Regions from separate parts of the Homo sapiens genome. Here region 2 is linked to region 1. A link is a loop called in an ENCODE intact Hi-C map of the cell type or tissue named here. Cell type or tissue: sigmoid colon. All regions are shown on one strand. Links, peaks and the distances in the headings refer to the core of each region. The heading gives the core; the rest is flanking DNA. Region 1 has its middle 33 kb from the start of MAP1LC3B2. Region 2 has its middle 11 kb from the start of LINC00173.

What was found. Hi-C counts contacts between places; a loop is a spot of excess contacts. Peaks named below come from ENCODE experiments on the same cell type or tissue, not always from the same donor. Only the 100,000 strongest peaks of a DNase experiment are listed, where the experiment ranks them.
Region 2: it touches region 1 in a loop (3-fold over the local background); 23 of 110 quality-filtered maps call a loop at or near these places.

What each region holds. Positions count from the first base shown.
Region 1 is chr12:116,590,026-116,595,402 of GRCh38, reverse strand. No RefSeq gene overlaps it. Among named protein-coding and RNA genes, the nearest start is that of MAP1LC3B2, 33 kb to the right of the region's middle. In sigmoid colon, for the core only: no CTCF peak of the experiment used is centred there; DNase peaks (open chromatin) are centred at 958, 3,122 and 3,143; H3K27ac peaks cover 1,543 bases.
Region 2 is chr12:116,542,070-116,547,446 of GRCh38, reverse strand. No RefSeq gene overlaps it. Among named protein-coding and RNA genes, the nearest start is that of LINC00173, 11 kb to the right of the region's middle. In sigmoid colon, for the core only: no CTCF peak of the experiment used is centred there; DNase peaks (open chromatin) are centred at 2,068, 2,486, 2,720 and 3,976.

The DNA of each region.
Region 1 (5,377 bases), core at 175-5,174:
TAGGGGTACAGTTTGTGGCTGAAAAACAGAGTTTTCTCTGAATAAGTCAAACTAGCCTGCCTGGGATCAAATCCATGAGGGCTGGACAATCTGGTCTCAGCAAATTAAAACAACATGGGCACCAGCCAGCTACATTTTTGAAAACAGTGTTTTTGTTGTTTTAATCAAGGACACCCTTCCCACCCTCCATAACAAACTCTGAATTGAAATGGGGGAGAATTTATAAGAAAATAAAACAATTCTTTGGTATTCTGGCACAAACTCATTTTCCTTCTCATCAGCTCCACAGTGTAAGTGCCTCTCTATATCTTATTTTATTCTGCCCGCAGGCTTATGGGGATTAATGAGTCCATGCCAAGAGACCATCTTGAGTGGCACAAGAGAAATTCCATTTGTAGCTGAAGCCCACCTGTTGCATTCTCTCCACAGATGGAGGGTCCCTCTTAGGGTCCTCCAGGGTCTATGTCCCCATGGTGACTGCGGACAGCCCAAGGGGCGGCTCAAGCCCTAGGCTGGGTCTGTGTATCAACCATGTCTTTTGTTTTCTGTATTCTGATGCTTTGACATCTTGGGGCCTTGGTGACCCTGGAAGGACTTCCCCTCCCAGAGCTGTCCAATTCCTGGAGAAAGTGAACAGGTCACCGGAGAGCATGCCTTTCAAATGCAAGCCAATCCCTCCAGAAACCCTACCCCCAGCAGCCTATTTTATTAGACTTTCATAATCTTGGTCACTACCTACCTGCCATAGTCACCCCAGAGCCAGGAACCAGACAACTAAGGGACAGCCCCTATACCTCCAGAGCCTGCTGAAATTATTCAAACGAGCCAATCCTAAACCCACTTACCCTGCCTTGCTTATTTTTTCCTGGGGAAACCACAGTAAAGGCGCTGGCCCATGTTTCCCCACCTCCCCTGCCTCCTGCCCCACCCTAGTGCTGCCTCGTGCAGCCCTGCGTGGTGTGCCATGCTTCCTGTTTTAGGCATCTGTGGACATCATCAACTTCTTCCTTCGTGACAGTCGTTTCCGTGTCTGTGTGTCTTACCAGCCTCGATTAAAACAGATTCCGGGTACCCTTAATGAAGTCTACTCTTTCTGTCTGGGTCTGAGGCAGGTCACTGTGCTCTCCCAGCTACAGCCTCCTCTTCCATGAAATGGGGACAGGGACATCCAGTGGTTGTGAAGATTGAGTAGGTAACAGAAGTGACTTCCCAACAAAAGAAGCCCCTCCCAAGTCCCTCCTTATCTGGCCTGCGTTGTTATTTTAAATGACATTTATTTGCGTTTGAAACAACTTATTGGCCAGGCGCGGTGGCTCATGCCTGTAATCCCAGCACTTTGGGAGGCCGAGGCAGACAGATCACAAGGTCGGGAGATCGAGACTATCCTGGCTAACAGGGTGAAACCCCGTCTTTACTAAAAATACAAAAAATTAGCCAGGTGTGGTGGTCGGTGCCTGTAGTCCCAGCTACTCAGGAGGCTGAGGCAGGAGAATGGTGTGAACCCGGGAGGCAGAGCTTGCAGTGAGCCAAGATGGTGCCACTGCACTCCAGCCTGGGCGGCAGTGCAAGACTCTGTCTCAAAAAACAAAAAACAAAAAACAAAAAACGTATTTATTTATCTCTTTGCCCACTTCTCTCTACTAGAAAGAAGGCTTTTGTTCATTGCTGGGCACTTAGGACCTAGAACAGTGTTTGGCACATAGTAGGTGCTCATTTAACAGTCAGTATGACATGCTCATGAATGTGGCTGGCATTTAGATGTGCATTTATTTTATTTTATTTTGAGACAAGGTCTTGCCCTGTCCCCCAGGCTTGAGTGCAGTGGAACAATCATATCTCCCTGCAGCCTCTACTTCCCAGGCTCAAGTGATCCTCCCACCTCAGCCTCCCAAGTAGCTAAGACTACAGGGTTGCACCACCACACCTGGCTAAGTTTTGTTTTTTTATTTTTATTTATTTATTTATTTTTTTGAGACGGAATCTCGCTCTGTTGCCCAGGCTGGCGTGCAGCGGCACGATCTCGGCTCACTGCAACCTCTGCCTCCTGGGTTCAAACGTTTCTCCTGTCTCGGCCTCCCGAGTGGCTGGGACTACAGGTACATGCCACCATGCTGGCTAATTTTTGTATTTTTAGTAAAGACGGGATTTCACCGTGTTAGCCAGGATGGTCTTGATCTCCTGACCCCGTGATCCGCCTGCCTCGGCCTCCCCAAGTGCTGGGATTACAGGCGTGAGCCACTGCGCCTGGCCTATTTTTTTAATTTTTAGTAGAGACGAAGTCTTGATATGTTGCCCAGGCTGGTCTCAAATTCCAGAGCTCAAGCGATGCTCCTACCTCACCCTCCCAAAGTGTTGCGATTACAAGCATGAACCACTGTGCCTGGCCCATTTCTTTCTTTTTTTCTTTAAGACAGAATCTCGTTCTGTTGCCTAGGCTGGAGTGGTGCAATCATGGCTCACTGCAACCACTGCCTCCTGGGCGGTGCCTCCTCTTACCTCAACCTCCTGAGTAATTGGAACCATGTGCACGAGCCACCACATGTGGCTAATTTTTGAATTTTTTTGTAGAGACAGGTTCTCACTATGTTGCCCAGGCTGGCCTTGAACTCCCGGGCCCAAGCAATCCTCCTGCTTCGGCCTCTCAAAGTGCTGGGATTACAGGTGTGAGCCACTGGCCCAGGCCTAAATGTACATTCTTATTGCTGTCCTTCCGTCTTAGTCTTTTGGGATCTCCTCGTGTTAACTTGTGTGCATTCGGGCCCTTTACAGATTGGAAGCCGTTCGGGGAGGTTCTTATCACTTTTGCTGGCCTATAAAGTGTCCTACTTGTGCACAGGCCCTCAGAACACTTTGTAAACATTAACTTTGTAAATAGCATGCTTTGTGTGCAGCAGCTGGGGCAGGATTTGCTGAAATAAGATGGTTCTGAATAAGGCCAAACCTGTTCTGGAAGGGAGTGGGAGGTTTAAGCACAGAGACCTCAGAGGCCACTGGGCCATTTGCCCAGGGATGTCCAGCCAGCGGCTTAGGGTGGCAGAGATTCCTGGAAGACCGCCCCTCCCTGCACCCCAGGAACGCCTCCCTTTGCCGGGCAGCCCCTGCCCTGGAGTGAGTATTGTTTTGCTCCTTTGGCAGAACTTCCTGGATCAAGTTAAGAAAGTTCGTCTGGCTGCCAGAAGGTTTCTTGTGTGGATTTATTGAGCCCCCACTGAGCAGAGGCGTCGAGGCTGTGAGTTGTAAGACACTAACACTCATTCATTCAGTGGATCCTTTTGAGCATCCCCTCTGATCCAGGTGCTGGAGATACAGGGGCAAGGAGACCAACGAGGGAACAGTGACTCTCACAGAGGAGGTACTTGGCTCAGCATAGACAGCACAGGGTCTGCGGGAGCCAGAAAGGAGGGCTGAGTTCAGACAGGCTTCTTGGAGGAGTCATGCTTCTGTTTATACCCAGGAGTCTTTAAGTTGAAGTTTATAAAACCTCAACTCAAACAGGCTTAAGCCTTAAAGAGAATGCATTGGATCACAGAATGAGTAAAGCCAGGAGTAGGTGGCTTCAGGCACAACTGGATCAAGGGGCTTAAATGAAAATTCCATCTCTTGGTTCTGTCTTTCTCAGTGGGTTGACCTCATTTCCTCCAACAACAGGTAGGATTCCCCCGACTTGGTTTAAAAGATAAGAACTGAAGCTCTCAGCTCACATTCTTCTTCTTCCTTTTTTTTTCTTTTCTTTTTTTTTTTGATTTGCTCTGTCACTCAGGCTTGAGGGTAGTGGTGTGATCTCAGCTCACTGCAACCTCCACTTCCCAGGTTCAAGCGATTCTCGTGCCTCAGCCTCCCAAGAAGCTGGGATTACAGGCATGCGCCACCATGCTTGCCTATTACTATTATTATTATTATTATTTTTAGTAGAGATGGGGTTTCGCCATGGTGGCTAAGTGGTCTCAAACTCTTGACCTCAAGTGATGTACCTGCCTCAGCCTCCCAAAGTGCTGAGATTACAGGCATGAGCCACCACTCCCAGCCTTTCTCTTTCCATTTTTTTGCTTACTTAACTAACACTTACTGAGTGGTGAACAAGAAAATGTGCAACAGTTTATCCTACAGATAAACTTACCTATGTGCCAAAGACACAAGAACGTTCATTATAACATTGTTGCCGGGCGCGGTGGCTCACGCCTGTAATCCCAGCACTTTGGGAGGCTGAGGCAGGTGGATCACGAGGTCAGGAGATCGAGACCATCCTGGCTAACCCAGTGAAACCCTGTCTCTACTAAAAAAATACAAAAAATCAGCCAGGCATGGGGGCGGGTGCCTGTAGTCCCAGCTACTCGGGAGGCTGAGGCAGGAGAATGGCATGAACCCGGGAGGCGGAGCTTGCAGTGAGCAGAGATTGCGCCGCTGCACTCCAGCCTGGGCAACAGAGCAAGAGTCCATCTCAAAAAAAAAAAAAAATCGTTTATACTAATCAGGGACTGGAAATAGCTTAAATATCCACCAACAAGGGACTGGTTATATAAATAATGAACTGTAGTGTCCCCATACACCATAGGCTGGACAGCCTTTACAGAGAATGAGTTAGAGCTACATCAATGCTTCTCACCAGGGGGTGACTTTACTGCCCCAGGGGACATTTGGCAACATCTAAAGACATTCTTCACTGTCACAACTTAGCAGGGTGCTACTGGCATCTAGTGGGTAGAAGCCAGGGATGCTCCTCAATATCTTACAGTGCACAGAACAGACCCACAACACAGAATTATCCAGACAAGGATAAGCACCAGATTTGTACTTATAATACAGAAATCTCTAAGATATGTTAATTTTTTAAGAAACACAGTAGAAAAATCATAAATATACTAGATGACCATTTGTGCAAAACAAGAATCGTATCTCTATATGGGTGTATATATGTGTAGAACACTCTGGAAGAATAAATAAGAACATGGGGAGCTGTGTCTTCTGAAGGGCCTGGGGGAGAGGTATGGGACAGGAATGTATTTTTCCTATACAGCTTTTTGTACTGTTTGGATATTTTTAAACCACATACTTTACGTGTATTCTTTAAAAAGTTAAAACAGAGGGGGCGCGGTGGCTCACGCCTGTAATCCCAGCACTTTGAGAGGCCAAGGTGGGTGGATCACCTGAGGTCAGGAGTTCGAGACCAGCCTGGCCAACATGGTGAAACCCCATCTCTACTAAAAATACAAAAAAATTAGCTGGGCGTGGGGGCACATGCCTGTAATTCCATCTACTTGGGAGGCTGAGGCAGGAGAATTGCTTGAACCTGGGAGGTGGAGATTGCAGTGAGCCGAGATTGCACCACTGCACTCCAGCCTGGGTGACATAGTGAGACCCCGTCTCAGAAAAAATAAAA
Region 2 (5,377 bases), core at 64-5,063, 48 kb after region 1:
GATTTCTTATGGCACCCCTGGGAAATGAATACACTTTCCTTGCTGCATGGATGGAAAAGTGGGCTAAGTGAAAAAAAATATTGGAGAAGCCAACAGAATTTGAAGAATACTAATAACTAACAACAATGGATTACATTTATTGAGTGCTTACCATGGGCCAAGTACCTGCCCAAGTTAGACAGTGACAGGACTAAATTTAAACTCAGCAAGTTGTGCCCCGAAGCCCGTGTGCTTAACCAGCCTCCCTGCACTCCCAGGAAATAGTGGAAGTTATATTTGGAAGGGGAAGAGAGAAGTGAGATCTGAAGGAGAGTTTGAAGGAATTTAATAGAGATTTTGGAGCCAACTGCCATGGAGGTGAGATCTAAACATTCAAAAGTTTTGCTTTACTTTATATAAATTGGAATTTTTTTTTTTGGTGTTCCCAGAGAAATGTAAAGATTTCAAGTGCTCTTCAGTTTATATATATATATATATATATGTATATATATATGTATATGTATATATATATGTATATATATATGTATATGTATATATATATGTATATGTATATGTATATGTGTGTGTATATATATATATATATATATATTTTTTTTTTTTTTTTTTTTTTTTTGAGACAGAGTCTTGCTCTGTCTCCCAGGCTGGAGTGCTGGAGTGCACTGGCACCATCTTGGCTCACTGCAACCTCTGCCTCCCAGGTTCAAGCAATTCTCCCGCCTCAGCCTCCCTAGTAGCTGGGATTACAGGCGCACGCCACCACACCTGGCTAATTTTTGTATTTTTAGTAGAGACGAGGTTTCACCTTGTTGGCCAGGCTGGTGCTTGAACTCCTGACCTCAAGTGATCTGCCCACCTTTGCCTCCCAAAGTGCTGGGATTGCAGGCATGAGCCACCCCACCTGGCCCCCCAAAAAATTATTTTATTTTTGACATAACGCAGTGCTGAGACTGGAGCACAGGGTACCTGAGTTTTATGTGGGTTCCTTTTTCACTCATTTGACCTTCATCCATTGAGCTCTGGCTTATCTGCCAAAATCTGTGCTCAGGGCTGGGCAGAATGGTAGATGACTGAGAACCAGACCCTGCCTTAGGGTCAGGGATGGTCTCAGCTCATGAGGGCTGGAGACGCATACAAAGGGCCTGGAGTTTGGGCATCATTCCGTGGGCAGTGGGAATTGTTATGCAGGAGGAGAAAGCTGGAGAGGTGGAGTACAGGCTCCATATCTGCCCCCAACCCCCCGCCCCCACACTGCTTTTCAAATCCCCTCTGGTCTTTGGCAGCCTGTTAGCTACATGGATAAACCTATCCCGGCTAGACTGCTGAGTAATACCACCCCTTTCTGATAACACAGTCAGATCAACTTTTTTTCTCTAGGCTATCTTGTGTATGTATGGGGGAGTTTGGGAATGGGGCATGGAGTGAGCTTGGTTGACTTTCCTCACATCTTATCACCTCGATGGCCCCCGTGATATCCAATTGTTGGGTTAATCCTGGCTTTCAGAAAATATTCTCCTTGATTATATGGACAAAACTAGATTCAATTCAGTTTTGAGACTACAGGGGAGCCTCAATGGCATGGTCGTGTGACTCGATAAACTCCTGGGGTGGCCGGTGCAGTGGCTCATGCCTGTATTCCTAGCACTTTGAGAGGTCTGGGGAGCTGATCACTTGAGGCCAGGAGTTGGAGAGCAGCCTGCGCAATGTGGCGAAACCATGTCTCTACCAAAAATACAAAAATTAGTTGGGCATGATGGTGCATGCCTGTAGTCTCAGCTACTCGGGAGGCTGAGGTGAGAGGACTGCTTGAACCTGGGAGGCACAGACTGCAGTGAGCAGAGATCGAGTCACTGGACTCCAGTGGTGTGATTTCTGCCTCAAAAAAAAAAAAAAAAAAAAAAAAGCTTCTAGGGAGAACAGACAATGGTCAGAAATTATCCTTGGAAATCCTTAGAAAGACACTAAGTTGGGAGCTGGTCAATTTCTCCCCATCAGTCCAGGGCAGCCTGGTTTTCTCCAGCATCAGAAGAGGTTGCCAATTGTCCAGCTGAGGACCAGCTGAAGTTGGTCGGCTTTTAGAAGTCGTAGGATACGAAAACAACAGATATTTAAATACTAGACTCATGCTTGAGGCTGAGAGGCCCTTGGGAGCAGAGATTACTGGGTGGATCCGAGATCTACACCAGGAGAAGAAGGCGAGGCTTTGCTTGCCACTTGCATTTGTTAATTCTATCTTTTCTCTTATTATTATATTATTATTATTATCATCTGCCGAGTCCCTATCATTGAATTTGCATAATAGAATTGCATAACTTATAGGACCACACTATCATGCAAATTTTTCCTGAAAGTACTTGCCTTTAAATATGACAGTTACCTCTTCCTGACTACAGAAGCTGGGTTTAGGAAAATCAGAGCAATTTCAGTCTCTGATCCTTTCTCAGAGTAAACTTCGGCCAGCTTCACTGTCCACGTGGCTCTACTGAGGGATTACAATCTCCCAGCCAAGTTGGGTCTTGTCCACAGCGATCTTGGAGCCAGTTTTCTGAATAAATCACAAAACTGTTCCACAGTTGCTGTGTTTACTCAAAAACTCATCTTCTATTGCTATGCAAACGTAATAGTTGTGGATATACTTTATATTTGGCAGTACTTTTTATTGTGTGGTGTTTCACAAAGTGTGCTCTGGGGAACACTAGGGAGGTAGGACGCTCTGTGGAAAAATAGTGTCCTGGGCTGAAGAAGTTTGGAAACCACCTGTTCTTGGATGAACATTCACACATCAACTGACCCTGAAGTAGAGACATCTGGGTAACTTGGTTTAATGCAGCATTGGCCAAATTTGTTTGCCCATGAAATCCTCCTCCTTGGTGTACTTTGGGAGCCAGAAACACGGGGAGAAGGAAGCAAAAGGTGGCCAGGTCCTCTCCAGTTTCCTCAGGCTGTGCGTCAAACCTGAGTTAGGAGATGGGGACTAGGTGGCTGTTTTAAAGTAAACTGGCAGCCGGACATGGTGGCTCACACCTGTAATCCCAGCACTTTGGGAGGCTGAGGTGGGTAGATCACTTGAGGCCAGGAGTTCAAGACCAGCCTGGCCAACATGGCAAAACATCGGCTTTACTAAAAATACAAAAATTAGCTGGGCATGGTGGCACTTGCCTGTAGTCCCAGCTACTCAGGTGGCTGAGGCAGCAGAACCACTTGAACCCAGGAGGCAGAGGTTGCAGTGAGCTGAGATCACGCCACAGCACTCCAGCCGGGGCGACAGAGCCAGACTCTCTGGCTTGGCCTTTTCAATATTGGGAAGTGGCCAGAAAGTTACAGGATCTGTTCATGATGCCACAAAGGACTGGGAAAAGGAGATTGGCAAGAATGTCATTGACAATTGTCTTGAGAGAAGAACCCTTTTATGTGTGTGTCCAGGGTGTTGAAATATACAATAAGCCAGTTACAAAGACTACCAGGCACCTCTTCTCTGTGAAGCCCCATCCAGGGGGTTGAAAACTGTCCCCTAAAATTCATATCCACTCAGAATCTCAGAATGTCATCTTATTAGGAAATAGGGTTTTTGCAGATGTAATTAGGCCAGGTTCAAGATGAGATCATCCTGAATGAGGACAGGCCTTAAATCCAGTGGCAAGTGTCCTATGAGGGACAGAAAAGGACACACAAAAATGCATGAGGCAGGTCATGTGAAGACAGAGCAGAGACTGGAGGTATGCAGCCACCAACCAAAGAATTCTAGGGGCCAGCCGGGTGCGGTGGCTCATGCCTGTAATCCCAGCACTTTGGGAGGCCGAGGCGGGCAGGTCACTTGAGGTTGGGATTTCGAGACCAGCCTGGCCAACATGGCGAAATCCTGTCTCCACTAAAAATACAAATATTAGCTGGGTGTAGTGGCACATGCCTGTAGTCCCAACTACTCAAGAGGCTGAGGCAGGAGAATCAATTGAATCTGGGAGGCAGAAGTCGCAGTGAGCTGAGATTGCGCCACTGCACTCCAGCCTTGGCAACAGAGTGAGACTCTGTCTCAAAAAATAAATAATAATATAATTCTAGGAGCCACTAGAAGCTGGAAAAGGCAAGGAGGGATTGTCCCCTAGAGCCTTCAGAAGGAGCTTGGCCCTGCCTGCACCTTGATTTCAGACTTCCAGCCTCCAGAACCATGAGAAAATAAATTTCTGTTGTTTTAACCCCCGAAGTTTGTGTGATTAGTTACAACAGCCCTAGAAGAGTAATACAACCCCCATGCTAGTGTTGCCAATGGGTGAGACAGGATTCCCCATGCAGACTAAAACTGTGAATTATGCAGACTGCATCCCTATCGGTGAAGGTATAATGGATACATGTGAACCTGAGACGTGCTAATTTTTGCACCAGGGTGGATAATTAGTAAGAGGCTGTATGGCAGTCTCGAGGGCTCAGATGCAGCGTGGAACTAGTGAGAGAGATTGCAGAGCACAGGTGAGGTTTTAGGGACACTGGATTTGTCTTTGGGTGATGGAATACAGGAAGGGCAGGTGAAGCCATTAACTGCTAGAGGGATATCAACTAGAAAAGATGTGAAGGCTGAGAGCAGTCTCTCAGGGAGACTAGTCTTGGCAGACCCGAGGAAGAGCGACTTGATAAAGAGACATTGCTGGAAGGAATCCAAGAAGGACAGAGCCACTGGGCCAGGATTGCCGCGCACTGCCACTGCCCAGGCTGGACCTCAGGGGCTCAGGAAGCCATTTTGCGATGAATCACCCCTGCCCCGGGGCCACTTTCCACCGGAGGTGATTCTTAGTTACTTCTCATACTGTCGTTTAACTTTCCTGGAGTTCAAGTCCTGCACTGTATGAACTTTTATGAACTTTTTTTTTTTTTCAAGACAGGGTCTCGCTCTGTCGCCCAGGCTGGAATGCAGTGGCATGATCTCAGCTCACTGCGACCTCTGCCTCCTGGGTTCAAGCAATTCTCCTGCCTCAGCTTCCCGAGTAGCTAAGACTACACACCACCACATCTGGCTAATTTTTGCATTTTTAGTAGAGACAGGGTCTCACTATGTTGGTCAGACTGGTCTCGAACTCCTGGCCTCAGGTGATCGACCCACCTCGGCCTCCCAAAGTGCTGGGATTACAGACGTGAACCACCATGCCCGGCCTAAACTTTCATGAATGTTTGACTACTGGCTCCACCTCTCTTTGCCTCTGTTCTCCAATCTATGAAATGGGGATAATAATATTTGCCTCTTAGAACCCTGAGAAGATGACATAACACCTGGAAGGTGCTTCACCCAGTTTCTGGCACACAACAAATATTTACTTTGTTAGCTGCTAATATATTGACCGCTAGTGGGTGTATGACCTGTAGTTTTACCTACCAGCTTTTGTGTTTCGAA